2 separate regions of the Homo sapiens genome follow, and region 2 is linked to region 1. Evidence: chromatin loops called from intact Hi-C (ENCODE). Cell type or tissue: spleen. All regions are shown on one strand. Each heading gives the region's core, and the rest is flanking DNA. Links, peaks and the distances in the headings are about the cores only. Region 1 has its middle 48 kb from the start of CLPB. Region 2 holds the start of LINC01537 (long intergenic non-protein coding RNA 1537).

The links. Hi-C counts contacts between places; a loop is a spot of excess contacts. Peaks named below come from ENCODE experiments on the same cell type or tissue, not always from the same donor. Only the 100,000 strongest peaks of a DNase experiment are listed, where the experiment ranks them.
Region 2: a loop joins it to region 1, with 3 times the contacts of the local background. A loop is called at or near these places in 92 of 110 quality-filtered maps.

Annotation. Positions count from the first base shown.
Region 1 is chr11:72,474,473-72,489,902 of GRCh38, forward strand. It overlaps the pseudogene ART2BP. Among named protein-coding and RNA genes, the nearest start is that of CLPB, 48 kb to the left of the region's middle. In spleen, for the core only: CTCF peaks have their summits at 7,945 (motif pointing right) and 8,149; a DNase peak (open chromatin) is centred at 7,989; H3K4me3 peaks cover 581 bases; H3K27ac peaks cover 1,324 bases.
Region 2 is chr11:72,557,483-72,572,912 of GRCh38, forward strand. It overlaps LINC01537 (long intergenic non-protein coding RNA 1537), which reads left to right and starts at 13,174. Exons shown (of 2, transcript NR_126364.1): 1 at 13,174-13,425; 2 at 13,546-15,430. RefSeq lists a silencer at 4,774-4,981. In spleen, for the core only: no CTCF peak of the experiment used is centred there; no DNase peak of the experiment used is centred there.

The DNA of each region.
Region 1 (15,430 bases), core at 4,269-12,268:
GTAATTAATTGAGTGCTCACAAGTGGCTTTAACAACTTGCTTGACTAGTTTACTGAAGCCTGGATTCAGTGGTGGTCTAGAGTCAATGAGGCTAAGGTGTCAAAGATCCAAAATCTCAGGAAGATGGGAATCTTGGAATGGACCTAAATGTGCAATTTTCCCAGCCACCCTCATCCATGACCCTGGAAGGTTCAGAGGATGCTCCATTTACTGTGGTGCTGAGATATGTGGACCTGATGGGCACCCCAAAAAGCATTGCCAAATGTGATAGTGGGAGATGCTACCTGAGAACTGGTAATAGGTTGCAGGGACAGAAAGGCTATTAGAATGCTTTGACCTTCGAAGATCAGTAGTAGCAACTAATTGATGGTAGGGTTCTTAGAAATGAACAGATAGACAGTCTACCAAGATGTGGCTTTATCTATATTATTGAAAAATAGAAACCTGATTCAAGTCACCACAGTGGGAATTTACTGCCTCATACCCAATTATTAAACCTAAGACAGTTCGCAGGCCTATTGCTCATTGATTGAGAGAAAGGCTCAGTCCCTTTAAGGAAAGATCTTGCAATGTGGCAGTAAGTATATATTACAAACAAACTTTCCTCCAAGCCTCCCCTGGAAAGGCCTGCAGCCACTTACTAAAATGACTGTGCATTGGGAGAGAAAATACCCAAACCCTTTGGAAGCTATTATACACTGGTTCTGAGTGTGTACTAATCATTGGTGGTACAAAATGCCAACCTGGTCTTCTGGTCGGAACAAGGGCTTATGGAGGTCATGTGATACATGGATTCTTGGCCTCAGTCCATCACTGGACAGTGGGTCCAATGAATCTAGTTATTTCCCTTGTTCCTGCATATATAGTTAAAATAGACATACTTAGTCATTGACTGAACCCCTTCCATTGGCTGCATGATTCACCATTGTTTAGTGTCTCTCCTTCACCCACTCCTATGGCCTCTGTGGCTTCATGACATGGATGACCTGGAGAAGAGATACGTAGATGGGCCTCTTGGAATGGGCATAGAGTATGAAGGCAATCATGTCCCACAAAAATACCCAACAGAGGTCATCCACTGCAGATGAGTCACTCAGTGATCAGGTGGACAAGATGACTGGATGTGCAGATGTCAGTTGGCCTCCTTCCCCAGCCCCTCCAGTTGTTGCTCAATGGACCAGGTACAAAGTGTCAAGATGGAAGAGATGGAAGCTGCACACAAGCTTAACAACATCTATATCCTCTCACCAAAGCTTATTTGGCTACCACCACTAGTGAGTGCCCAGCTGCCAACTGCAGAAGCCAAGGATGAGTCCCCAGTATGGCACCATTCCCCAGAGAAACTAGCCAGGAATCTCTGGTGGTAACTGATTTAATAGGAACCCTTCCTTCATTGAGGACAGAAAGTGCTCTCATGGGAATAGATATGTTTCCAGAGTTTTTTTCCTTGTTCCTAATGCTTCTACCAGAACCATGTCATTTTTTTTTTTTTTTTTTGAGACAGGGTTTTGCTCTATCACCCAGGCTAGAGTGAAATGTTGTAATCATAGCTCACTGTAGCTTCCAATATGAGCCCTCCTGGCCTCAAGATATTCTCCCACCTTAGCCTCCAGAGTAGCGGGGACTACAGGCACATGCCACAATGCCTGGCTAACTTTTTAAATTTTTTATAGAGACAGGATCTTGCTGTGTTGCCCAGGCTGGTTCAAACTCCTTTCTTTTCATGGTTAGTGGTCAGAATGAGTAGAGACTAGCATTGAAGCTGGAAAAGCTGGAAAGCACGTGTGGATTGCCTCAAGCAATCCTCCTGCCTAGGCCTCTCACAGCCGTGGGATTACAGGCAGGAGCCACTGTACCCAGCCAAGAATGTCATCTTTACCAACATGGTATCCCATACATCTGACCAAGAGGCTAATTTTATAGTGGAAGAGGTGTGGCAACAGGCTCATACCATGAGATTTATGTTAACCTTAGGATATATGTTATCACCCAGAAACAGCTGGCTTGAGAGAATCACCTATGAAGGTCATGGTTACTGAGAGAATGACCTGCTGAAGGTCAGTTATGGTGCCAGCAGAAATACAGCACCCTAACAAATGGAAGAGCAGTACATTCTTTACATCAGCAACCAATATATGACATTATTTTCTCTACAGCAGGGACACACAAGCATAGAAAGGAGGAGGGTGGAGTAAGAGAGGCCCCTCTCATGAATGCATCTAATAATCCAGTTAAAGAATATTTGCTTCTTGTCCCCACTGTCTTATTCCTTGCAGGTTTAGAAGCCTTAGTTGCTAAGGGAGAAAATGCTTCCAATAGGGAACATAGTTGCAGACTCGTTAAGTTGGAAGCTAAGACTGCTCAGTTGCCATTTTGTTTTCCTCATGCCGCTGAGCCAATAGGCAGAGATGTGGGTTACTCTATCGGCTGGGATAACTAATTCTAATTATTAAGGGGAAAGTGAATTACTGGATGTTTTAGAACAACATAATTCCTAGAAACATTAAGGAGAAACTCTAATTTTTAGTCATCTTCAGTATATCAATTATTTTATTTTAAACTTTTTTTTGTGTGTGTGGAGACTGCGTCTTGCCATCTTGCCCAGGCTGGTCTCAAACTCCTGGCCTCAAGCTATCCTCCTGCTTCAGCCTCCCAAAGTGCTAAAATTACAGGCATGGACCACCATACCTGGCCCAGTTATTTTATTTTAAGTATGACTTGACAATCTAGGGACATGTGGTTTAACATGAAATGTGAGAAGTTGGAATTCTTTTCTAACCTTTGGTCTGGGGAAGGACCTTGAAAGGTTAGTCTAGCCTAGGGATAAAAGCAGAAAACTCAACCTTTTTATGGGTTACATGGGAAAGGTATCAGGGGAGTGGACAGGCTCAGTTTATGATCACTCTCTGAAATGACGAAGACTTCTCAAATAAAAGAAGTTCAAAAATGGAGTCACAGCTGGGCTTGGTGGCTCACGCCTCTAATTCCAATAACTGAAGAGGCTGAAGGAGGGCGGGTTGCTTGAGGCCCGGAGATTGAGGCCAGTTTGGGCAACATAGCAAAACCCCACCTCGCTTAAATCTCTCTTAAAAAAAAATTCCAGCCACTTAGCCAGGCTTGATGGTGCGTGCCTGTAGTTCCAGCTACTCAGAAGTCTGAGGTGGGAGGATTGCTTGAGCCCAGGAGTTCAAGGCTACCGTGAACCATGATCGGACCACTGCACTCCAGTCTGGGTGACAGAGCAAGACCCCGACTCTAAAAATAACAAAATAAAAATTTAAAAATGGAGTCAGATCAAGGAGAACTCAAAGACAGCAAAGAGGCTTACTACAGATACTCACTCTTATCCTGCTGGCCCTGTCGACCATTCTCAGGTTCTGCCGTGCTCCAGATTCTGGCAGAATTAGGTCAGACGGCGGTGGAATATAGGACTGCAGACTTAAAGATGATAATAACATTCCATCGTTTAATAAAAATAGCTCCATGCTGGAAGAAATGGAAAACACGCACCATTGAGAAATTTTCTGTTGGAACTTACCTAAGATGGAAGGTGTCCAGGATGCAGACGTAAATGCAAGTCTGGAGTTCTGGACCCTACACTGGTGGTTGATGGTCGTTAGCACAGAAATAAGGCAACAACAATGAAGTTAGTGCTCAGGCCTCACTTTCACGGTCTTATGTGAAGTCTTTGTTCAACTACTAGATGACATCAATTTTAGACATGACAGATCACCTTTTGACTCCAATTTGGTGGCTAATAGTACAGGTAATATTTACTACCTCTGGACCCTCATCCTACTGACAGCTACTCCTTCATATTTTATAAAACAAGAAGACCCTGGAGTGGAGCTATGATGAGGGTCTGTTAGAGATGGTGGATTATAAATAAGAATCACAATTTTTCAGCCAGGCACGGTGGCTCACACCTGTAATCCCAGCACTTTGAGAGGCTGAAGTGGGTGGATCCTTTGAGCTCCGGATTTAAGACCAGCCTGGGCAACATGGCAAAACCCGTTGCTACCAAAAATACAAAAATTAGCTGGGCGTGGTGGCACGCCTGTGGTCTCAGCTACATGGGACACTGAGGCAGGAGGATTGATTGAGCCCGGGAGGTTGAGGCTGCAGTGAGCTGAGATCACACCACTGCACTCCAGCCTGGGCAACAGAGCAAGACCCTGTCTCAAATTAAAAAAACAAAAAAGAGAGAGAGAAACTGAAAGCAAACAAAAAATTTAAAACTGAATGTGAAAGGGCAGAGGGGAAACAAACAAACCAAACCAAAATAAACAATTCAACGATTTCCACAGAACAGCTCTAGTGGCCTGTACTGGGTATACAGTGCCAGGGTTATTAGCAGGACTGTAAGAGAATTCCTCCAAATTTTACAAAACTTTCAGTTTAAAGCTTTCTCTTATTATTTGACAAGAGCTCTTCAACTTCTCACTACAGGGCAGTGTTACATCATTTATAGAGGCTGTTGCACCAAGTTTCATTACCATGGGAGAGGCAATGCAATTTTGGCCAATTTTCCTTGTATTTTTTTCCCTCAACAAATAGCTACTCATACACACCATATTTTAATAGAAAGCCTCAGTCCTTGTCATCAGAACCTTCTTAGAAGTTTCTATTAGAGATATGCTTTTGGCCCACGTGAAGATGAAGTGCTGATTCCAAGCTCTAAGGTGTTTCAGAATGTCACCCTTAAAAACAATAATAATGTTAACTTTGAAAAAATAAAGCCAGTAATTTCTACTGCTTCTCAGTTCAAGTGAGTCTGGGTCTGCTGATGTCCTGGAATAGGGAGCAGGGCACCGGCACAGAGCCATGAGGCAATTTAGCAGTCCAGTAAAGCTCCCAACCTCTGCTATGCAGAAAGGCCAGAAGGATCTGTTGGGCACCAGGCAGAACGAGTTATGAAAACTACTGCCACGTTGGGGGACACATCAGAGGGCCAGGAGAATGGGCAGACCTGGTTCCGGGCAGAAGGCTGTGGCTGCTGCAGAAATTGGGGCAAGAGATGAGGGTGCCTGAACTCAGCAGGTGGCCATGGTGATGGAGGCAGGCTTGGGAACTGGTGCTCTCTATGAGGTGCTCTAGGAGGTAGAGAGTGGAAGCTGGGCAGACTGAGAGGGGTGGTCAGAAAACAGATTGATGGGCCTTGAGATTTCAAAGGTGGAGTAATTTCAAGTTCTGATTAGATTGTAGAATACGTCCATGGAAGTTTGTTCTAAAATTTCTCTGGAAAATATAGGAGCATTCCATACACAGAAAAACAAAAACTTAAGGTGTGATTCCAGGGGAACTTTGAGCTTTCGAAAGGAACTTTTGTAGGCTTGCAAAATTCCTATCGGGCCTTACTGGAAACAGGATGGTCAGGTAAATAGGCCAGCAGAGGAAAGATGCCACCTCACATCTGGAGCAAATGATTCCCACCAGATCCTGGTAGCTTCACCAAGAGTAAGTACACCAGTCAACCTGTGAGTAGAACACATATTTTGCAAAGCCATGTTGGGTGGAGAATGTCACAAAAAATAGCGTTTCCAGAGCCAGAGATACTTTCAGGGGTGGAGAAAGACAAGCACAGAGGGTTCCCCTAATGGCCAGAGGACCGCCAGGCCCAGATAGGAAAGGTCTTTCTCACATAAGGAGCAGCACCCGGGGTGCCAAGGTCATTCAGAGCTGAGGACTTGCAGCCCTAAGCACAAAGGCCTACAGGTGGAGGAACTGAGTTGTTCATCAGGCTTGACAGCTGCAGCAGTTTGAGACTTTCTTGGGTTGGAATTTCCAGTGGAGAGGAAAGGAACTAAAAGATAATATCCTTGGAATCTTTGGAGTGTCACAGGAATTCCCGGTGGTGAGAGTGGATTTCATATGAGAATGTAGAGGAGTGGGCCCGAAAGTCCCTCTGTCTGGTTTGTTTTTGATTTTTTTATTATTATTATTATAGAGACAGGGTTTCACTATGTTGCCTAGGCTGGTCTTGAACTCCTGACCTCAAGTAATTCCCCTTCCTTGGCTTCCCAAAGTGCTGTGATTACAGGTGTGAGCCACCAGGCCAGGCCTGGTTTATTGTCAGAAGGGTGGAGCTGGAAAGGTCTCATATGTCCATGTTCTGAGACATTTCTTCCCTTCACAGACACAAGAGAAGGCCTTGTGCTCCTGGTTCTCCTGCCTGATCTCCTGGTCTTGTTGCTTCCCACTAAGTGGAGCCCTTAACCTGCTTTCTGACTGCACATTTTCTATAGCGTAGAGCAGATATTAAAGGAAGGGTAAGGATCTGACTGCTTCCCAAGTTTGTTATAGCAAATACTAGGAAGCACGAGAAGTGGAATCTTTTCCTTGGTTCACAGTTACTGCTTTTTTTCTGCAAGGAAATCCAAAGGATCTCCTAATTGAATTCTAAGATTGTGTGACCTATTTCGAGATTTTTTTTTTTTTTTTTTTTTTTTGAGATGGAGTCTCGCTCTGTCGCCCAGGCTAGAGTGCAGTGGCACGATCTGGCTCACTGCAAGCTCCGCCTCCCGGGTGCAGGCCATTCTCCTGCATCAGCCTCCCAAGTAGCTGAGACTACAGGCACCCGCCACCATGCCTGCCTAATTTTTTTGTATTTTTTAGTAGAGACGGGGTTTCACCGTGTTAGCCAGGATGGTCTCGATCTCCTAACCTCATGATCCACCCACCTCGGCCTCCCAAAGTGCTGGGATTACAGGTGTAAGCCACTGCATCCTGCCCCCCTCCTTTTTTTTTTTTTTTGTGACAGAGTCTTATTCTGTCACCCAGGCTGGATAGCAGTGGCACAAACATGGTTCACAGCATCTTTGACCTCCTGGGCTCAGGTGATCCTCTCGCCTCAGCCTTTTGAGTAGGTGGACTACAGGTGTGTGCCAACATGCCTGGCTAATTAAAAAAATTTTTTTTTTGGAGATAGGGTCTCTATGCTGCCCAGGCTGGTCTCGACCTCCTGGGCTCAAGGAGTCTTCCTGCCTTGGCCTCCCAAAGTGCTGGGGTTACAGGTGTGAGCCACTGCGCCAGGCCTACTTTGAGAATTTCTAGTTAACATGACTTGTATTCTGTGTTTAAGTCCTTCAGTGTGATTAATAACCACGTACACTGTCAGCAATAGTTTAAATATATGTATTGTGATCATAAATGTTGTAAGTTGAAGAAATAAATGATCTGTAATAATGTTTCCCCTTCCTTGACTTGAGAGAATTCCATAGGCTGTGCTAGCTCCTGGCTAGGATTGTCCTCAGACCTACCTGATCCTTGAACTGGACACAGTAGTGATAGCTCATGTGACAGGTTTTTCACAGCTTTTCTTGATGCAGTGAATGCCCAGGTTAGACTGTCTAGACCAGGTTATTTTGACCTTGGCACTTTGGCATTTTGGATTAGATAATTCTTTTTTTTTTTTCCTTTTTGTGGAGAACAGGGTCTCACTATATTGTTCAGGCAGGTCTTGAACTCCTGGGCTCAAGCTATCCTCCCGCCTCTGCCTCCCTAAGAGCTGGGATTATAGGCGTGAGCCACTGTGCCCAGTGGGACTGGATTATTCTTTATCGAGGGGCTGTCATGTGCATTGTAGGATATTTGGCAGCATCCTTGGTCTATCCCCACTAGACTGCAATAGCATTCCTCCTTCCAAGTTGTGACAACCAAAAATGTCTCCAGACATTGCCAGATGTCCCCTTTTTGGCAAAATCACCCCTACTTAAGAACCACTATTTTAGACAAATCCATCTTCCTTCCCCACTGGATATATAATTGATCACAAAGTCTGTTGAATCCACATTCTTGAATTATCTTTCAAATCCATTTCCTCTTCTCTGTCGCCAGTGTTCCCAGTTTTCCAAGGGAATGCACAAGGCTCTTCTTAAGGTTTGGACGGAGTCCAGGTTTGGAAGAGTAACCCTGGAGCAAGGTATTAGCCAAGGCTGGGATTACAGTAGCCCATGCTGGCCACTGGGTGGTGTCAGTACAGCACCAAACCTGGAACCAAGAGGCGCGCTCAGAGCCAGGACCCTGCATTGCCCTAGAAGCAGCCGGACATGACACCACCCAGGCTAAGTCAGTAACATTTGGCACCATCTATCTACAGAGTGCCTACTGTGCACTGGGCACTCCAGAAGGTGCTTTACCCATAATAATAAGAAGCATAGTTAACCGTTATTGAACATTTCCTCCATGCTAGACCCTGGGTTCTGTGCTTTGCGTGGATTATATTCTTGAATTCTCACAACAATCCTAAGAAATAGGCAAGGCATATTTTGCCGGGCGCTGTGGCTCATGCCCGTAATCCCAGCACTTTGGGAGGGTGAGGCGGGCGGATCACGAGGTCAGGAGATCGAGACCATCCTGGCTAACATAGTGAAACCCCATCTCTACTAAAAATACAAAAAAATTAGCCGGGCGTGGTGGCAGGTGCCTGTAGTCCCAGCTACTCGGGAGGCTGAGGCAGGAGAATGGCGTGAACCCGGGAGGCAGAGCTTGCAGTGAGCCAAGATTGCGCCACTGCACCCCCAGCCTGGGTGACAGAACGAGACTCCCTTTCAAAAAAAAAAAAAAGAAACAGGCAAGTTCATTTATTTATTATCTCATTTCACAGATAAGAAAACAGAGGTACAGAGAAGTTAAGAAACTGGAAAAAAATCATATTTAATTCTTTCAAAAACGTTCAATAAATTCATTTAACTATTGGACATCTACTGTGTGCCATGTACTCTTGTAGATATGAGGGGTTTTTTTTTGTTTGTTTGTTTTTTTGAGACTGAGTCTCACTCTGTCACCAGGCTGGAGTGCAGTGGCGTGGTCTCGGTTCACTGCAACCTCCGCCTCCCTGGTTCTAGCGATTCTCCTGCCTCAGCCTCCCGAGTAGCTGGGACTACAGGCGCAGCCACCACGCCCGGCTAATTTTTTGTATTTTTAGTAGAGATGGGGTTTCGCCATGTGAGCCAGGATGGTCTCGATCTTTTGACCTCGTGATCCACCTGCCTTAGCCTCCCAAAGTGGTGGGATTACAGGAGTGAGCCATCACGCCCGGCCACGAAGTGATATTTTTAACCCCATATTATATGAGAGGAAGTAGATCTCAGAACATGAGTGTTATAGTCCAGGTTTGCACAGCTTGCTGAGTCAGTATTTTAACTCAGGGCTATGTGTCTGATTCCAGCACCTCCCTCTGCACCCGTATTAGAACACATTGAGAAGGCTCCCCAAGCCATGCCTCCTGTTGGCCTATCTCTCGCTGATCTGCTCCACAGTGGAACCCTCACATGCATCTACATGTTTCAGACAAGGCTCTGGGCACCCAAAGATTAACAAGACAGACCCAGAGCTTGCTTTCATAGAGCCCACAGTTAGGGGGTGCTCAGGGAAGACAGCTGTTCAAACAACTCATTCCAGAAGTTGTTATGTACAATTGTGCTGACTGCTAGAAAGGAAAAGCACGGGACAGGAAGTTGTGAAATAGTTTCAGGGAAGCCATACTTGTGTAGGAAGTCAGGTCGAACTTCATGGGAAAGGGGAATTTAGGCTGAGAGTTCAAAATTGAATAGCAGTTGATTGAGCAGTGAGTCATGGAGGAACTGTCTATACTAGAAATGAAAAGGCTTTGAGGCTGGGAAAGAACTTGGCCCTAATGGTCAGAAGGGTGAAGGGCAGTGAGCAAGGGATAAATAATAAAAATCATAATTCATAGAGGTAAGTGCAACTAATGTTTCCACGTGTCTTATTCTAACCAATTCTGGTTAAGAATATGGGTTCTGGAGCCAGACAGGCTGGGTTTGAATCCTAGCTCCACCATATTGGTTGTATGGCACTGGGCAAGTTCCACCTTCTCTGTGTCTCTATTTCATCATCTGTAAAATGGGAGCAAAATTGTCCCTATCTTTTCAGGCTGCTGTGAGAATTAAATGAGTTAATATACGTAAAGCACTTAGTAAAGCACCTGGCACATGGTAAGTGCTATTTTTTATTACTACTCTTATACAGTTTGATACATAGAAATTTACATTCGATACATACAAATTTATATTCTACTCTCGTTGTTTTACAAGAAAGCATCTCCCCATGTGGTTAAAAACTTCTTTGTAAATGCACACTGTGTATGATTACATATGTTTGTAAGAGCATGGAGGAAAGCTAAATGCCTCTCAGAGTGGTAACGTGGTTACTTCAAAGAGAAGAGGGTGGGAGGACTTCATCCACTTTTTCTTTATGCAACTCTTTATTGCTCCTCTGGGAACAAAAAAAAAGAGAAAAAACCACCTAAAGAATAGAACAGAGAGCCCAGAAACAGACCCACACATATATTTATGTGTGGGATTCATGACAAAGGTTCCATTCCAATTTATCAGTTATTTAAATAAATGGGTTGATGGGATAACTAAGCTGAAAAATTGAACCTTGACTCCTTCCTCGCAACTACCAGAAATTAATTTAGAATGGATCGTAGACTTAAATGTGGAAGCTAAAATAAAGCAATCAAGCCTCTAGGAGAATATGGGTGGAAAAGAGTTCCTAGACAGAACATAAGATTGATAAATTGGATTTTACCAAAATTAAGAACTTCTGTTCACCAAAAGACACCATTAAGAGAGCAAAAAGGGGCCAGGTATGGTGGCTCACGCCTGTAATCCTAGCACTTTGGGAGGCTAAGGTGGGTAGATCACCTAAGGTCAAGAGTTCGAGACCACCCTGGCCAACATGGAGATACCCCATCTCTATTAAAAACACAAAAATTAGCCAGGCATGTGGTGCATGCCTGTAATCCCAGCTACTCGGGAGGCTGAGGTGGGAGAATTGCTTGAATCCAGGAGGTGGATGTTGCAGTGAGCTGAGATCATACCACTGCACTCCAGCCTGGGAAACAGTGAGTCTGTTTCAAAAAAAAAAAAAAAAAGCGAAAAGGCAACTCATAGACTGGGAGCAAATATTTGCAGTACATATATCTGACAAAGGAATCATACTAGATATTTAAATAATATGTATGAAATATCATATGTAATATTCACGACATCAGTAGGAATATATATAAATATAGCATACATGTGAAAAATTAAACAGCAATGAGAATAGTGAACTACTAACATGATACATGAAAAATATGGATGAATCTCAAAGACAATGTTAAATGAAAGAAGCCAGACATACAAAAAGTGTATATTATGTGATTCCATTTATATGACATTTTAAAATAGGATAAACTAATATATGGTGGTAGAGATCAGAATAGCAGTTACTGTTGGAGTGGGTACTGATTAGTAGGAGGCACAAGGATGTCTTTTGGGGTGCCAGAAATGTTCTGTATTTTTTTGGTGGAGGGTGATGGAGTTTTGCCCTTTTTGCCCAGGCTGGAGTGCAATGGTGCAATCTCGGCTCACTGCAACCTCTGCCTCCCGGGTTCAAGCAATTCTCCTGCCTCAGTCTCCTGAGTAGCCGGGACTACAGGCACACACCAACATGCCCAGCTAATTTTTGTATTTTTAGTAGAAATGGGTTTTCACCATGTTGGCCAGGCTGGTCTCAAACTCCTGGCCTCCCAAAGTGCTGGGATTACAGGCGTGAGTCACCAGGCTTTGCCAACGTTCTGCATCTTGATCTGGGTGATAGTTCCACAGGTGCACACATAAGTAAAACGTTATTAACCTTAGGATTTCTACACTTTGCTGATGTAAGTTGTATTTCAATAAAAAGCCTTTTTGTTTTGAGGCGGAGTCTCGCTCTGTCGCCTAGCCTGGAGTGCAGTGGTGCGATCTTGGCTCACTGCGAGATCTGCCTCCCGGGTTCACGCCATTCTCCTGCCTCAGCTTCCCAAGTAGCTCGGACTACAGGCGCCTGCCACCACGCCCAGCTAATTTTTTTTGTATTTTTAGTACAGACGGGGTTTTACTGTGTTAGCCAGGATGGTCTCGATCTCCTGACCTTGTGATCTGCCCACCTCGGCCTCCCAAAGTGGTGAGATTACAAGCGTGAGCCATTGCGCCCAGCCTAAAAAGTCTTTTTAAAGTCTTAGAAATAAAATTCAAAGGTGAATAATTTAGTGTAAATCATAATTAACCACACAAAGAAATAAGGTATCATGGGCAAGGACTAGTAGAAATGAAAACAGAGAGATTCAGAAGACAAAAAATCCAGTAATGGAATTATCAGAGTTTATATAATAACATGCTCCATAAGTATAAATAAACGACAGAAATGCTTGAGAAGCATGTGTAGGAAATGAGAAACTATAAAGAATTGCAAAGCAGACTTGAAAAAGAGAAAAATAGACTTTCTAGACATAAAGTCATAAAATAATTATAATTGAAAACTCAGTATATAGAACTCCCTTTTCCCTGAAGATGAAATAGGTGTACTTTTCCCTATTCTTCCTGCCAAGTACAGCTAAAGTCCCTGTACATTATATGTAAAATAAACATTAGACTTTGGAAGATGTGCAGAAGAAGGGAGACCAGATAGGGACTTTGGGACTGAAGGAGTGACACAGTAATGAGTTCTCTACATTTTCTTCCTGCCTCATATATCCCAGACTTGGAAGTGAAGAAGCGAGCAGTTTGCAAATGCCAACATGCACAGACAAGGAAAGGCCCAACAAAGGCTTGCTCTTTCCAGCCAGAAGACCAGGAAAGGAGAACGCAGAAAGACAGAAAACTTCTAAACAGTAACTGCTATACTCTAGCCAAACACCAAAGAAAAACTGTGATTCCTCCACCACCCATGTCTGCAAAGGCCAAGTGGGGAGTGTAGATTTACACTACTCGACACTAATGAAGCACCCCAACCCCTGCGGGGTAATGTCAGAGAAGACTGAGTAGGGAGCTGGGACTCTCATCCCTGCTAGATAGTAACAAGTTTCCCTCCCCACTGCAGTGTCAGTGAGGACCACGTTGGGAGTCATACCTGGCAGTCATGAGGAGCTCTTCTCCTTATGTGTCAATGGAGGCTGGGTGGAGAACTTGCACTTCTAGCCCTGACTGGTAATAATCAGGTGGTGCCACCCTGTTATCCCCTGCTGGAGTGGTTATTTAAAAAACAGCTAAAACAGATAATTTAAATACAATTCAGATTCTTATAACATAATATCTAAAATGTACAGGTTTAATAGAAAGCCACTTGCTGTACTATGTTAGTCTGCTCAGGCAGCCGTAACAAAATACTATAGACTGGATGGTATTTATTTATTTCTCAGAGTTCTGGAGGCTGAAAAGTCTCCAGATCAAGGTGCCAGCCCAATCAGTTCCTAGTGAGGGCTGTCTTCCTGGCTTTCAGACGACAGCCTTCTCACTCGGTCCTCATGTGGCCTTTCCTCTCTGCTCACAAGAGGAAACAGACAGCAAGTTCTCTGCTGTCTCTTGTTATAAGGGCACTAATCTCATCAGACAAAGGGCCCATCCTCATGACTACATCTAACCCTAATTATCTCCCAAAGGCCCCATTTTAAAATACCAGCACATTGGGGGTTAGGGGTTCAACATGTTAATTTGTAGGACTCAAACATTTAGTCCATGACACAAACCAAAAACCAGAAAGATCCTAAACTTAATCAAAATGGACAATGCATAGATGCCATCAGCAAGATGACAGAAATGTCAGAATTATCTGATAAAGATTTTAAAGCAGTATTGTAAAAATCACTTAATGAGAAATTATGAACACACTTGAAACAAATGAAAAAATGGACTGTCTAAGCAGACAGATAAAAGGGGAAGGAACAAATGGAAATTTTAAAATGGAAAAGTACAATGACTGAAATAAAAACACTCAGTGGATAGACTCAACAACAGAATAGAGGAGACAGAAAAAAAACCAGTGAACTGGAAAATAGAACATCAAAAATTGCCCAATTGTAACAACAGTGAGAAAATAGACTGAAAAAAACATTAACATGGCCTTAGAGACCTGTGAGACCCTAGCAAAAGATGGAACATTGCTGTCATACAGCCCCAGGAGAGGAGAAAGAGAGTGAGGCTAAAATGGTATTGAAGACATAATGGCTGAAAATTCCCCGAATTTGGCAAGAGACATAAACCTACAGAGTTAAAAAGCTGAGAAAAACCCACACAGGATAAATCTAAAGAAATCCACATCATGGCACATTAAAGCCAAATTTCTGAAAACTGAAGACAAAGAAAAAATCTTGCAAGGTACAGTGGCTCATGCCTGTAATCTCAGCACTTAGGGAGGCCAAGGTGGGAGGACGGCTTGAGACCAAGAGTTTGAGACCAGCCTGGGCAGCATAGCGAGACCCTGTCTCAATTTAAAAAAGAATATATATATAAAATATATATGTGTGTGTGTGTGTGTGTATGAATAAAAAAAGTAAAAACAATCTTGAAAGCAGCAAGAGAGAAATAACATCTTGTATATAGGGCAAAAATAATTCAAATGACTGCCAATTTCTCATCAGAAACAATGGAGGCCAGAAGAAAATGGCACAACCTTTTTCAAGTGCTGAAAGAAAAGAACTGTTGACCTAGAATCTTATATCCAGTGAAAATATCATTCAGGAATGAAGTAGAAATCAAGACATTTATGAACAAAGGAAAATAAAGGAAGCAAAGGAGAATTTGTTTCCCGTAGACCACTAAAAGAACAGTTAAAAGAAGTTCTCTAAACGTAAAGGAAACAATAAAAGAGGAAATCGTATAACATCAAAATGGAAGAATAAATGTGGTATGGGAAAATTTGGGCAAATAAATACAAACACTTATTCTCCTTTTGAATTTTCTAAAGTGTGTTAGATAGTTGCAGCGAAAATTGTAACACTGCCTGATACGGTCCTAAATGCAGAGAAAGGAAATTTTTAAGACAATTGTATCATAAATGGGGGATTAAATGAATTTAAAGGGAGGTAAGATTTCCAGTTTCATTCAAACTAGTGAATGATAACCTAGTAGACCGTGATAATGTACATATGTATAATATCTACAGCAATAACTTAAAAAGCCATACAAAGACATACAGTAAAAATACTACAGACAAATAAAAACAGAGCTCTAAAAAATGTTCAAGTAACACACAGGAAAGCAGGAAAAACAAAACAGAGAGAAAAAATAGAAAACAAGAAACAAAATAGCAGAATGAAGCCTTAACATACCAAGAAATGCATTAAATGTAAATGATTTAACTCACAAATCACCACTAAAGAACTTGTTCATGTAACCAAATACCACCTGTTCCCCAAAAACCTATGGAAATAAAAAAAATATTATTAAAAATAAATAAGTACATTTCACCAAAAATGTAAATGATTTAAATATAGCAATTAAAATACAGAAATTGGCAGACTAAATTAAGAAACATGACCTAACTATATGTTACCTACAAAAACTTCACTTCAAATATAAAACACAGGCAGGTTGAAAATGAAAGGATGGGAAAAAGAGATAGCATGAAAACACTTATCAAAAGAAAGTAGGAATAACTACTA
Region 2 (15,430 bases), core at 4,267-12,266, 83 kb after region 1:
GGGTGCTTCCACTTTGGTTCACTGCTGAGAGAGCAAATAAGCTGGTAAAGGTAGAGATACAAATATGCCCTCATACAGGGGCACTTGGAGCCAAATGGTCAAAGCACAGCAACAAATCCACCAGGGCAGGGAAGCCCTTGCTGCCCATTGGCAACCCTTTATTCTGCTGGGCTGAGGGGGAGTGTCCACATCAGCACTGTTGGCATGAAGTGGATTCCTTGTTTTGCCAGTGTCAACTTCTGTGTCCCCCTCTCTCTGCATCATCAAGCCTATCATAATGTGGCCTTGACCCACCACAGCGACATAAATATTTCAGTGATCAATATCAATATCCAATTGTGATTGGATCCCAATATTACTGGCTAAAAGTGGAGTTGGAGGAAGGATAATGTCTATATTAAAGCTTCTGGGATTTTTTTCCTTTATATCCTTTTTTCTTATATATATATGATATAGAAATAGAAACAGAATTTACCTGTGGTAACAAGTTGATCAATTATTTGGTGCAAATATTTTAAGAGACATTTTGATTACTCAGTAGTAAATCCAAAATCTTATTCTGATATGAAGGAGTTCTAAGCAATGAGATGCTAATTTGTTCTGCATTAAAGTGTAAATGTTGACTGAGAGGCATATGCTAAACTAGAGAGACAGAGGGAAACTAGTTTTCCATCTCACCAGGCATCAGATAAGAAGGTGGAATGCCCTGACTCCAGGTAGGGACACATTCTTGGTGATAGATCAGGAGCTGGAGAAAGAGACTTCCACCAGGGACCCTTCTCTTCCAAGGAAGTATGTTAAGTTTAAACCCTAAAGACAATAATATAGTGGCTAATTTAAAATGTTTTCCCTATCTCTACATTATGATTTCTTTCCTGTTATCCCAGGATTTTAGTAGAATTTTGTAGAACTTTCTTACCATGCTTTGGGAATTATGGGAAATACACTTATCTATACTTGATGAAGTTAGATTGAGGAAAGGCAAAATCATCACAGATTCAAGAAATACTATTTGCAAACCACACTGAAAAAGACATGCTATGAATCTCAAACAGAATAAATACAAAGAAAACCACATCTAAGCACATTGTGATAAAACTTCTGCAGACCAAAAATAAAGATAAATTATTCAAAGCAGCCAGAGAAAAACATGTATTACTTTCAAAGGAGAAATAATAAGACTGATGGCTGACTTTTCATCAGAAACAATAGAAGTCCAGGGGCTGGGCGCAGTGGCTCACACCTATAATCCCAGCAATTTGGGAGGCTGAGGCGGGTGGATCACAAGGTCAGGAGATCGAGACCATCCTGGCTAACACACGGTGAAACCCCGTCTCTATGAAAAATACAAAAAAATTAACTGGGCGTGGTGGTGGGCACCTGTAGTCCCAGCTACTCGGGAGGCTGAGGCAGGAGAATGGCGTGAACCCAGGAGGCAGAGCTTGCAGTGAGCGAGATCACGCAACTGCACTCCAGCCTGGGCAACAGAGCGAGACTCTGTCTCAAAAAAAAAAAAAAAAAAAAAAAAAGCAACAATAGAAGTCCAAAGAGAATAGAATGTTATCTTCAAAGGGCTAAGAGAAATACTTCCTAACCTAGAATTCAATAGCAGCAAAAATATCCTTCAAGAATAAAGAAGAAATATTTTTTTATTTTTTATTTTAATTAAAAATACAGGATGCATGCCTGCCTCTTTCTCCCAATCTCTTGAGAAAACACCCAGTTGGAAGGGGAGAGGACCTTGCCTTCAGGGCAGGAGGTAGGCTCCGTTGCAAAGACATTTAATAACAGAAATAGTAGAATTCACCAGCAGCAGGCCTGCACTAAAGGAAATACTAAAAGGGTATTTTTCATGTCAAAAGGAATGATCACCCCAGATGGAAGCTTGAAGATGTGCATTAACAATAGAAATGAAGAAATAAATTCTAATATATTCATACAATGGTATATTCAAAACATATACAAGAGTTTCCTAGGAACATTGTTCCCAACAGCCAGAAGCTTCATATCCAAATGTCTATTCACATTCAAACATGGAGTACTCTATAGCAGTACAAATTAATGAAATAGACATGCACTCCCATCCAAAATAGACTAATAAAGACTAAATTTACCCTCCTGTCTAAAATAACAAACAAAAAAGGGGCAAAAATCTATGAAATGAAGGTTTTCAAGGCATTGCATATCAGGCAATGACTTTGACTCCTAAGAAGAAGGAAACAGATGTGGTGAGCCCCACAATGCTCCACTTATTGCCTGGAGAGAGTTTCCATGCCACAGGCTAGGCGGGGGAACCGAGGGGAAGCCCAGAAGCCTCCCTGAGTTGAGGCGATGGAGTTAGGAGGCTGAGGAGGGCTTCTAAGCTGGAACACCCAGGGCAGGGTGCCAGAGAGCAAAAGTTGCCTAGAGAGAGAATTGGAGAGAGAATTTGGAGATTTTCATAGGGCCTCCTTCAGTCTTCAGTTGAGTTTGGATGACTGGGTGCGTTTAAATCCTGACTCAGCCACTTTCAGTCAATGAATATACCTGTTTGGACCACCTACTATGTCCCATACTCTGAGTAGGGATGTAGGAAACCAGAGCTGAGGCAGATCTGTTCCTGCCCTTAAGGGGCTCCCAGTCTACCTGGGAAGAGAATCTACCTGCCCCTAATAGGCACACGCTACCCAGGTGGTCTAAGCTGAGAGCCAGATAAATGGTTCAGAGGCAGGTGGGAAGAGAAAAGAGGATCGGCTGCTCTAACCCGCACCAGGCAGGTACAGGGGCACAGTGATTCATGGGAGATAAACCAGGGGCTGGTCTGTAAGGTGAGCCCAGCGTGGGGCCTGAGGCTGGACCAGAAACTGCCATTCCTGTGACAGGGCAGAGAACCTGGGCCAGGAAATGAGAGCTGGTACAGCATTCATTTTGTAAGAATTCCCATCAGCAAAAGGCTAGACGTTAAGTACATAATTTTTTTTTTTTTTTTTTTTTTTTTTTTGAGAGGGAGTCTTACTCTGTCACCCAGGCTGGAGTGCAGCGGCGTGATCTTGGCTCACTGCAAGCTCCGCCTCCCAGGTTCACGCCATTCTCCTGCCTCAGCCTCCCGAGTAGCTGGGACTACAGGTGCCCATCACCACACCCGGCTAATTTATTTGTATTTTTTAAATTTAAATTTTAATTTTTTTATTTTTTTGAGACAGAGTCTCACTCTGTTGCCCAGGCTGCAGTGCAGTGGCACCATCTCTGCTCACTGCAAGCTCCACCTCCCGGGTTCATGCCATTCTCCTGCCTCAGCCTCCTGAGTAGCTGGGACTACAGGCGCCGGCCACCACGCCCGGTTAGTTTTTTGTATTTTTCATAGAGACGGCGTTTCACCGTGTTAGCCAGGATGGTCTCGATCTCCTGACCTCGTGATCCACCCACCTCGGCCTCCCAAAGTTCTGGGATTACAGGCGTGAGCCACCGCACCCGGCCATTTTTTTTGTATTTTTAGTAGCGACAGGGTTTCACCGTGTTAGCCAGGATGGTCTCCATCTCTTGACCTCGTGATCCGCCCACCTCGGCCTCCGAAAGTGCTGAGATTACAGGCGTGAGTCACCGTGCCTGGCTTAAGTACATAATTTCTTTTGAGGAGAAGAGAGGAATGGCAGGGGAGGAGGGGGATGAAAAGGAATCCACCAATAAACCATGAGCAGGAGCTTGGAAGGACCAGTGATGGTTCCACGCTGTGAACTCAAGAGCAGGATTAGCTCAGCCCTCTGCACCAGCTCTCCCTTCGATCTTTGAGTGATCTTAGAATTTCCTACTCCTTCTAGGTCTCAGTTTCCTCATCTGACCCTGAAGGTGCTCTTTAAGCTCTATTTGCTCTGAAGGAGGGTTCACCAGCTGAACTTCTGGGCCTCAGTTTCCCTTGCCTACAAAGGGGATAATAATTCCTGACCGTCCTTGGGAGAGCCTTCCATTTAAGAGATTGTTCTTCAGCCACTGCCGAGAGGAGATGAGAAAGCCTCTGGCTGCAGATGCTGCAGGTACCTTCACCTCAACATGCCCTCCCAGACTGAGGGCTGCCCTCTCCACCTGGCCTCAGGAGCTGTTACAGGGTAGTAACTGGGTATAGGCTTCAGGCCAAAGATGGACTTTGGAGTTTGGGGACGGACAGGCGGTGGCTCCTAGGAGCTCTACACTTTGGAGTTTGAATCCAGGCTCCACCACTTCCTAGCTGGGTGGCCCTAGGCTCTTCAAGCTTCCTTTTCCACATCTGTATAAGGAGATTGCCAGTAATAAATGAAATAAACACAGGAAAGCACCCAAAATAGGCTTAGCTGATAGCCTGGCTCAGCCCAGGTTGAGGCCCCCTCCCTCCCTCCTGCCCACACTTGAGGCTTCACCATCGTGACCCTGGCTCAGGACACCTGCAATGATGCCTATGTGGGCTGTGGGAGGCCTGGAAGCACTCATGCTGAGGAACTCACCAGACCTATCCCCTCTCTGCCCTTCCCCTCCCAACCACACAACATTCCATCCCATCCACCCTGCTCCACCCCAGCTTACAAGCCCAGTCCTGGCCAACATCAACTTGTCCAACGCCCTGAACTGAGAGCTGAGCCAGGCCTTGTGGATAGGCAGAGGCTCCCGAGAGCTCTACATGAGGCACTTTCCCTTCAAGGCCCTGCATTTCTACCTGACCTGAGCCCCGCCACTGCTGCAGTGCAGAGGGATTGCTGTGGGCACCCTGGGAGGCAGTATTCCTAGGGATGGACAGCCTCCACTTTGAGCTTGGGAGGATAGGGGCCTCTGTCCAACAGGGCCTGTTCACCTCCAGCTGCCTCCAGGGGGTAGTCCTCAGTTTTGGAAATGCTGCATTTTTCTCCCTGCAGACCTGCTTCGGAGCTTCCATCCATGCCGGTCAGGCTTCCCAAGAGGTGCTACTTCCCCCCGTAAGGTTTTGTGGCTGCCAGCCTCTCCTGTGATGGGGCAGGTGTGCAGCCTAGTAACTCTTCAGAGCACCAAGCAGAATTGCAACCATCTCAACTGTGCCTGCCTGTCAGGTGAGCTCTCCTCAAGGTCTGCGCAAGCAGCCCGGCTCCCTCATTCATTCTCCATTCATTCACCCATCTATTCACTCATCATTGCATTGACTCACCCAATCCAGTCACTCTTTAACGTCTTGATTCATTCACTCAGTCATTCTGGCATGCACTCATTCATTCAATGGCCCATCCATTGCATTCACCAATTCACTTACTAATTCAATCATTAGCTCATTTCTTCTTTAACAGTTATTCATCTGCCCATTCATCCATTCACAGACTCCTTCATTCACTAAGTAAGCATTTAGCAAGGCTTTCTAAGGGCCAGGAATCAGATACTCTCTGAAAGGCTCTGCTTCCGGAGACAAATGCGTTCTCAAACAAGAACAATTAAGGAACTCAGAGGAGGCTGACTGGGGGCAGGTGTGCTTCTTGTTCCTATGATATTTGTTCCCCAGGCCTCAGGTGCAGAGGGCTGAGCTAATCCTACTCCTGAGTTCACAGCGTGGAACCATCATTGGCCCATACAGGGTCCTGCTCATGGTTTATTTACGGATTCCTTTTCATCTTCGTTCTTCCCTGCCATTCTTCTCTTCTCCTCAAAAGAATTTATGTACTTAATGTGAGCCTTTTGCCAATGGGAGTTCTTATAAATTGAATGCTGTTATTCTGAAGCCCAATATTTTAGTTTAGGTAAATTGTAGTGTATGATAGATCTCATTCTCTTTCTCTCTTTCTTCACTCAGCTGTATGTTTTTAGGATTCATGCTGCTATAGGTATGTCTATACATTATTTCTACCTGCTAAGTAGTACCCTGTAGTGTGCATACACCCTATTTTGCCCATCAACATGCTGTACATTCCGCCGGCATCTTCATTCCTGTGCCCTTTGAGCCTGTGGGAGGATTTCCCTGGGCTATATACCCAGGAGTGGCACTGCTGGTCTAGGGAATCTGGACACTTTGACGGAGTACTGCCATGTTGCTGTCCAGAAGCACAGCATCAGTCTACATTCCCATGGCCACTGTGTGAAAGTGTCCATTTCCCGGATCCCTGTCAACAATCGACATCATCTGGCTCTTTGAGTTCTGCCGCTGTAACAGGTGTAAAATATCTTCTTGTTTTCATTTCTGCTTCTCTGATAATCAAATAGTTTGAGCATCTCTTCCATAAATTGCTTATTCTGGGCTTTTCCTATTGGGGTTACTGTCCTCTTCTTGCTGGCTTGTGGGGATTTCTCATCTATTCCAGATATTAGCCTCTTGTCAATTTTAAACATTGCAAATAACATCTCTCCTTCTAGCGGCTCTCTATTAACCTTACCTTGACATCTGTCACTGAACAGAAATCCACAATTTCAATTTAATTGAATTCACAAATTGTTTTTCTTATGGTTTGTCTTCCATGCACACAAAGATGCTCTGTGTTTTCTTCTGTTGACCTGACACTCCTACCTTTCATGTTTAGTCTATAATCTGCCTGGCATCCACCTGTGTGTGTGATGGTAAGCAGGGATCCAGTCTTCTATTTCTGCATATTATGAGTGAGTTTTCCCAACAATCCATCCTTTCCCCTAGAAGTGGGAGTCCCATCTTTACTGGGTAGTATTGTAAAGTTCCTAGTTGTACATATGCTCCCCTCTGAGCTCTCTACTCTGTCCCATTAACGCTCTTGTCTCTCTGGCACCAATATCACCTTTTTTTCCTACTCTTGTGATGGATTACAATGTCACTTTTGGCTGGGTGCAGTGGCTCACACCTGTGATCCCAACACTTTGGGAGCCCGAGGCGGGAGGACCACTTGAGCCCAGGTGTTTGAGATCAGCCTGGACAACAGTGAGACCTCGTCTCTATTTTTTTTAAACTATAGTATCACTTAAAAATCATATTCTTTTTACTTTCACTTTTCAAATTTAACTTGCTGTTCACAGATTTTTATTTTTTCATGTATACTTAATAGGAGTTTATTGTGTTGCTCAAGAAACCAGCAGGAATTTGTATAGGGATTGTATTAAATATCTAAATTACTTTTAGTAAGGGAGGAGACCATCCCTTATATTGTCTTATGCCCAATTTCTGCCTCCAAAGAAAGAAGAAGTAAAAACTAAAAGGCAGAAATGAAATCCACAAGCAGACAGCCTGGCGCTACACCCGAGGCCTGGTTAAAGATCGACCCCCTGACCTAACCAGTTATGTTATCTATAAATTCCAGACATTGTATGGAAAAGCACTGTGAAAAATCCCGGTCCTGTTGTGTTCCATTGTGATTACCAGTGCATGCAGCCCCCAGTCACGTACCCCCTGCTTGCTCAATCGATCACGACCCTCTTATGTGGACCCCCTTAGAGTTGTAAGCCCTTAAAAGGGACAGGAATTGCTCACTCGGGAGCTCAGATTTTTGGAGACGTGAGTCTTGCCGAAGCTCCTGGCCGAATAAAGCCCCTCCTTCTCTAACTCGGTGTCTGAGGGTTTTTGTCTGCGGTTTGTCCTGCTACATTAAGAGAATTAACTTGTAGTAATATCAAGTCATTTCATCCAGAGCATGGAATCCTTCATTATTCAAATAATCTCCTTTTCTTATCAGATGTCTAGATATTGTCCCAAAGATAGCATTTTTATTCTTAGCTAGATTAATTTCTAAGATGTTTTATCATTTTTATTGCTTTTGTGAGTGGCATACTATTTTTGAGTTACATTTTCCAATTGGTTCTGGTTGTTGTAGAGAAATAGCATTAATTTTCATCTTATTTCCAGAAATACTGATAAACTCTCCTATTAGTTCTAATGGTTTGTCTGTTGATTCTATTTGCTTCTAGATAGACAATTGTATCATCTGTGAAAAAAGACACTCTAATCAGTTCCCTTCCAAAATGTACACCTATTTCTTTTCCTTTCATTAAAGCATTGGCCGGGACCTCTAGTACTAGGTGCAACAGGATTGGTGATAATGGGCATCCCTGTCTTATTTCTATTCACAGAGGAAATACATCAAAATTCCTCCATTGACTAAAATCTTAATTGGAGAGTTTTGGAATATTACCTCTTCCAAGTTAATTTCCCATATAATCCCAGTTCATTGAATTATTTTAAATCACAAATAGGTATCAATTTCATCAAATACTCTTTTCTACATCAATTGAAATAATCCTATAATTTTCTCCATAAGTCTATTAATATTGTGAATTATATGGATAGGTTTTCTGAGTGGAAACCATCCTTGCATCCCTTAGAAAAAAATTTCTATCTGATTATGATGCATTTTAAAATATTCATTTGCATCTGGTTAGCTAGCATTTTGAATATAGGATTTTTGCATCTAAACTCCTAGATGAAACTGAACTAATCTTGCATTATCTTATTTTGCGTTATCTGGTTTGAAAATCAAGAACAGGTTAACATCATAAAATGAACTGGGGAGTTTGCTTTGTTTTCTGGAATAACTTATATAAACCAGACACTTCCCAAAGTTTTAAAGTTTAGTGAACTTATCTGTAAAGCTATCTGGAAAATGAGTTTCTTTGAGAGGAGGTTTTTAACTGCCATTTCATTCCTTTAACATACATTGACCTATTCAAATTCTATATCGTGTGAATTTTATATTTTTCTAGAAATGTATCCATTTCATCCAAGTTTTTAAATTGTAATTTTTTTTTTTTTTTTTGAGATGGAGTCTCGCTCTGTCACCCAGGCTGGAGTGCAGTGGCCCGATCTCAGCTCACTGCAAGCTCCGCCTCCTGGGTTCACGCCATTCTCCTGCCTCAGCCTCCTGAGTAGCTGGGACTACAGGCGCCTGCCACCATGCCCGGCTAATTTTTTGTATTTTTAGTAGAGACGGGGTTTCACCATGTTAGCCAGGATGGTCTCGATCTCCTGACCTTGTGATCTGCCCGCCTCGGCCTCCCAAAGTGCTGGGATTACAGGCGTGAGCCACCACACCCAGCCTTTTAAATTGTAATTTTTAATGATACTCTTTTTTTATGTTTTTAACCCCTCTGGTATCTGTAAATATTGTCTGTCTTTTGTTCTATACTTAGTATGTCTACATCTTTCTTTTTTTATGATCAGTCTTATCAGAGGTCAGTCTTACTAATCTTTTAAAAGAACCAGCTTTTGGTTTGGGGAATCTCTAATTGCTGTTGTTGATGTTCTCTGGGTTATTTATTTCTGACCCATTTTAATTTTCCTCTTTTTGCTCTTTTGCTGTCTTTTGTCCAGCCTCTTAAGTTGAATGCTTAGTTCATTTTTAGTGTTCTGTTTCCCAATAAATGAATTTAAAGATATACATTTCACCAAGTACTGTTTTGGCTATTCCATAAATGTTGATACTGTATGTAGTGGAGATTTGTTTTTACAGTCTAGTTCTAAGTATTTCATCATTTCCTTTATAGTTTTCTTTTTAACCCAAGAGTAGTTTAATAACATACTACATCACTTCCAGATATATGGACATTTTAACCATTCTTTTGTGATTAATGTCTATTAATATCTATGTTTATTATATTATGGTCAGAAAACATTATGTCATGTTGATCCTTTGGGGCCTTTAGGCTTCTGTGGGGTCTCATAGTTCAGTGGTACCCAACCATTTTGGCACCAGGGATTGGTTTTGTGGAAGACAATTTTTCCACGGACGAGGAGTGGGGGATGGTTTCAGGATGATTCAAGTGCATTACATTTATTGTGCACTTTATTTCTATTATTATTACATTGTAATATATAATGAAATAATTACACAACTCACCAGAATGTAGAATCAGTGGGAGCCCTGAGCTTGTTTTCCTGCAACTAGACAGTTCCATCTAGGGGTGATGGGAGACAGTGACAGATCATCAGGCATTAGCTTCTCATAAGGAGTGTGCAACTTAGATCCCTCGCATGCCCAGTTCGCAATAGGGTTTGCGTTCCTATGAGAATCTAATGCCGCTGTTGATCCGACAGGAGATGGAGCTCAGGCGGTAATATTAGCGAGCAATGGAGAGAGGCTGTAAATACAGATGAAGCTTCGTTTGCTCGCCTGCCACTCACCTCCTGCTGTATGGCCTGGTTTCTAACAGGCCAGGGACTGGGACTGGTCCATGGCCTGGGGGTTGCGGATCCCTGTAACAGATGGTCAATTTTTCAAATACTCTGTATGTGCAGAAAATTGTATATTCTCTGTTGCATGTAGGGGATGTGTATATACAGTCTTTGACTGTCCCATCTTTATCCATTCCAACCAGCAGTGAATACTGTTAGGAACTCTGATGATAACCTGGTTCATTCTCCTTTTTAGGTGACCTGCATTTTCTCTCTGGAAGTTTTTGGAATTTTCTCTTTGCATTGGTAGTGTTAAATTTATGAAATAATGCATCTGGTTGGAAGTTTGTCCTTATCTCCCATGATTGACACTCTCAGATCCCTTTAAATTTTAGGTCTTTCAATTTTTTAATATAGTATATTTATGTCCACTGTTTCTATAAATATTTCCTCCAATTTGTTTATCCTTTCATCTGGGATATCTATTGCCTGGATGTTGGCATTTCTACTTCTATCCTCCACATCTCTTATATTTTATTTTCTCGTATACCTTCTATTTCTTGATCCCTTTCCAACCGCCTTTATCAAGAGTTTGTCCAGCTGATCCTCAAAGTTCACTATTTCTCTCTTCAGTTGAATCCTCCCTGCTCTTCTCATCTGTCCCCTTCTTTATTCCAACTATAATCTTTTCATCCCTGATACTTCTACTTGGCTCTTTTTTTGTTTGTTTTTTTGTTTTGTATTTTTGAAGACAGGATCTTGTTCTGTTACCAAAGCTGGAGTGCAGTGGCACAATCATGGCTCACTGCAGTCTCGACCTCCTGGGCTCAAGCGATCCTCCCACCTCAACCTACCGAGGAGCTGGGACTATACAGGTGTATACTACCACACCCAGCCAATTTGGGTATTTTTTTTTTGGAGAGACAGGGCCTTGCTATGTTGCCCAGGCTGGTCTCAAATGGTTCTTTTTGAATGATTTCTTGTTCTTACTTCATGTTGCTAATATCTTCCCTTATCTCTTTAGGGAAATTTAAAGCATTTATTTTACATTCTGGACCCATCTGTTAAAGTCTGCCTGATTTGTCTGTGTTGTTTGGTTTTCTTTCTTTTCTCTCTCTCTTTTTTTTTTTTTTTTAGACAGTCTCACTCTGTCGCCTAGGCTGGAGTGCAGTGGCACCATCTCTGCTCACTGCAAGCTCCGCCTCCTGGGTTCACGCCATTCTCCCGCCTCAGCCTCCTGAGTAGCTGGGACTACAGGCGCCCGCCACCACACCCGGCTAATTTTTTTTTGTATTTTTAGTAGAGACGGGGTTTCACCGTGTTAGCCAGGGTGGTCTCGATCTCCTGACCTCGTGATCCGCCCACCTCGGCCTCCCAAAGTGCTGGGATTACAGGAGTGAGCCACAGTGCCTGACCTGTTTTCTTTCTTTTAGTTGTATTCTTTTGACCTGTGGACCAATGTTTCCCTCAGGGCAGCATGACTCGGATTGGTAATATGTGCTGGGGATGAGCTGAAGGCAGCATCCTAATCTGTGCTGGGTCCTGACCAAGGCGAGGACAAGATGTGAGGCCCAGGCACCCCACAGCCACAGCTGGACACTCCCTTCTGCTGGAGCCTCCTCTGACTGGAATATCTAGAAAAGAAGCAGCCCTAGGCATCTCCCTGGATTGTGAGCCACCCATCCTAGGGACTGGGGAGAGAAAGTGCTAGGATGATGCCCACGGGGACCTGGCTGGCCCCTCCTCACTGAATCAACTCACATCAGGAGTTTGTGCACAGGTGAAATGGGAGGCAGTGACTGTCCAAGCACTCCTCTCCAACCCAGTTCTCACTTTTATCTCTCCCTGCTCCCAGCGCACCCCAGGCTGCCGTGGAAAAATTAAGTGAGAAACTGAGAATGATAGTGAGAGAAATCTGTCACAGCTGACTGCATCTTCCTTCTAACCTCACAAGCACATCGTCTGCTCATTCCTGGGCACAGGCCAAGCCAACTATGGGAGGAATTTAGTTTATAGTTTAATTTTAAAACAAAAATGAGGCTGGGTGCGGTGGCTGACACCTGTAATCCCAGCACTTTGGGAGGCCGAGGCAGGCAGATCATGAGGTCAGGAGATTGAGACCACCCTGGCTAACACGGTGAAACCCCATCTCTGCTAAAAATACAAAAAATTAGCTGGGCATGGTGACGGGCACCTGTAGTCCCAGCTACTCAGGAGGCTGAGGCAGGAGAATGGCATGAACCCGGGAGACAGAGCTTGCAGTGAGCCGAGATCGTGCCACTGCACTCCAGCCTGGGCGACAGAGCAAGACTCCGTCTCAAACAACAACAACAACAACAACAAATGATGATAGCCTCTTCCTGAAACTAACCCCCTTTTTGCAAGGGGACCAAAACTGCCTTTATAAAACTTTATAAAACTAACAAATTGTCCATAAGTTTAGAATTATGGCTTAGAAGTTATGAAGCCAAAGGTCACAAGATTTGTAACCTCCCCAATTGCTCCTATAGATAACACCACTATTGTAAAACCTAAGACCGGTATTTGAGATATTTTTCAGACCTTGCATTCTGAGGAACCAGATGTTACCACCCAGACCAGTAACCTAAGTCAGGAAACTGACTCAACCAGTCCTGTGACCCCCACCCAGGAACTGACTCAGTGCAAGAAGACAGCTTCAACTCCCTGTGATTTATTCTTCAACATTCCCCATTTCCTAGTCCCCTGCCCACCAAACTATACTTAATAAACCCTACCCTCCAAATTCTCAGGACGGCAGATTTGAGAAACATCTCCTGTCCTTGGCTGGCCCTGTGATTATTAAACTCTTTCTTTGCTGCAGCACCTGCTGTTCTCAGTGCATTAGTCTTTCTGGGCAGCAGGCAAGAAGAACTTGTTGGGCTATAACACTGTTGTCTTTTCCTAGAATCCTATGCATCCCAATCAGTTCTGTAGTTCTCCCAGGGGTGATTTAGGGATTGAGAGTGGCAGCCATCTTGGCAGGATGTTGCCACACCTCCCATTCTCACATCTGACCCACCAGTCCCCAAACTTGATGTTGTGCTTTGTTTCCTGTATGGACTGATCTTGGTATTCCCTCAGAGAAAAATCTGGCTGTGCCGTCTATCAGACTTCATTCCCACACAGCTGCCCAGACACAGGGCAGCCTTCCTCTCAGAACATCTTCTGTATCCTGAAAGCCTCCAGTGGGTTCATCCTTCAAGTTAATGGACAGGAAAACTAAGACCAGTGAGGAATCCCAACACTCATCCTGCCAGGATAGAAAGGAAAGCCCAGAGGCATTGCAAAGAGTGCTGAAGAGCAGGGATTCGCTGTATGGGGACAACTCTTGCTTTGTGTTTCAGGACAGGGAACCCAGGAGTGCAAACCTCAGTCAGGTAAGAGGCCTGCCCTGACATCCTTGATCCTCCCACACCACCCATGCTGCCTCCTCCCCTGATTTCCCATGCCCCTTCCTTCATTCCTGCCCCAACCCTGATTCTCCCTTCTCTCCCCAGGTGCAGTCCAGAGCCTGTCTTGAGCATAATGGCTGCTCTGCTCTGCCCCCGACCCTCACCACCTCCAGCGGGGTTCATCATCCCAGTTTATGGACAGAAAAACTAAGACTAGAGGGGGAGGGCTTAGCTCCTGCTCGGAGGAGACCTTCAACTCCTTCACCTGCCTGGACTTGGCACCCTCCCAAGAGACTGCAACCAAGGTTATGAAAATAGCATCTACTCACCATCCTTCCTCAGCACACCCCCAACCAATCCACCCCTCAGTCCCACCCCTGTCTCAAGGAGACTGAGCCCCGAGAAGCACAGCCTCCTGCACCTCCTCACCTCCCAGCCTGCCTTCCTGGTCTATCTGCAATGTCCTCAAGTCCTTTCCCGTCCTCCTCATCCAAACTCCAAGACCTGCCTCACCTCACCCTCCTCCAGGAAGCCCCCTTCATGGTCTGGGTTCACTCCCTGTCATGACGTCCGCCCTCACCAGCACAGCACCAAGCCTTGCAATGCTCTCTAGTAGTTATTTCCTGCACAGAGAAGGGGTGAGGGAAGCATCATTTCTGCCTATCCCTGTTCACACGCAAGGCTGGCTCTGCCTTCCCAGGGACCGTTCTGCAGAGGGAGACCGCTCATCAGGCAGGTACCACCTCCAGGGATCTCACTAAGGTAGAACTGATGGGCCTCAGTTCTGTTCAGAGAACAGCTATACAGGCTGGAGGCCTCCAAGAAACAGTTTCCATTTTCCCTGAGGAGTCTGTATGGATGTGTACTGTACAGGGTATAGGCTGTATGGAGTCTGCAGGTAAACATGCCTGTGTGTCAAAGAATGAGTCTGTATGGGTGTGTACTGTACAGGGTATATGCTGTATGGAGTCTGCAGGTAAACATGCCTGTGTGTCAAAGAATGAGCATGTGTGTGTGTGCATGTGTCAGCATGAGAATGCCTCTGTGTTTGTGAGTGTGAGAGGGTCATATAGGTGCAGCATTCTGTTGATGGAGAGTCAAACTCTGTAAAAAAAAATTTTTTTTTTCTTTAGATGGAGTCTCACTCTGTCACCCAGGCTGGAGTGCAGTGGCGCGATCTCGGCTCACTGCAACCTCCGCCTCCCGGGTTCAAGCAATCCTCCCTGCCTCAGCCTCCCAAGTAGCTGGGATTATAGGCACCTGCCACCACGGTCGACTAATTTTTGTATTTTTTAGTAGAGACTGGGTTTTCGTCATGTTGGTCAGGCTGGTCTTGAACTCCTGACCTCATGTGATCCACCCACCTCCGCCTCCCAAAGTGTTGGGATTACAAGCGTGAGCCACTGCACCCAGCCTGTAAAATATTTTAAGAGATTTATTCTGAGCCAAATATGAGTGACCGTGGCCTGTGACACAGCCCTCAGGAGGTCCTGAGAACATGTGCCCAAGGTGGTCGGGATACATCTTGGTTTTATGTATTTTAGGAAGGTATGAGACATCAATCAAATACATATAAGAAATACATTGATTTGGTTCAGAAAGGCAGAACAACTCAAAGCGGGGGGCTTCCAGGCTATAGGTAAATTTAAACATTTTCTGGTTGACAATTGTTTGAGTTTGTCTAAAGACCTGGGATCCATAGAAAGGAATGTTCAGTTTAAAGATAAAGGATTATAGAGACCAAGTTTTATTGTGCAGAGGAAGCTCTCAGATAGCAGACTTCAGACAGAGCAAGTTGTAAATTGTCTCTTATCGGACTTAAAAGGGTGCCTGGCTCTTACTTAGTTGATTATCTCCTGGATCTGGAAAGAAAGGAAGGAAAACAAAGGCGGAAGGGGAATCTCTATAGAATGTGGATTTTTCCCACAAGAGACTTTGCAGGGCAATTTCAAGGTATGGCACGGAAATATATTTTGGGGTTAAATATTTT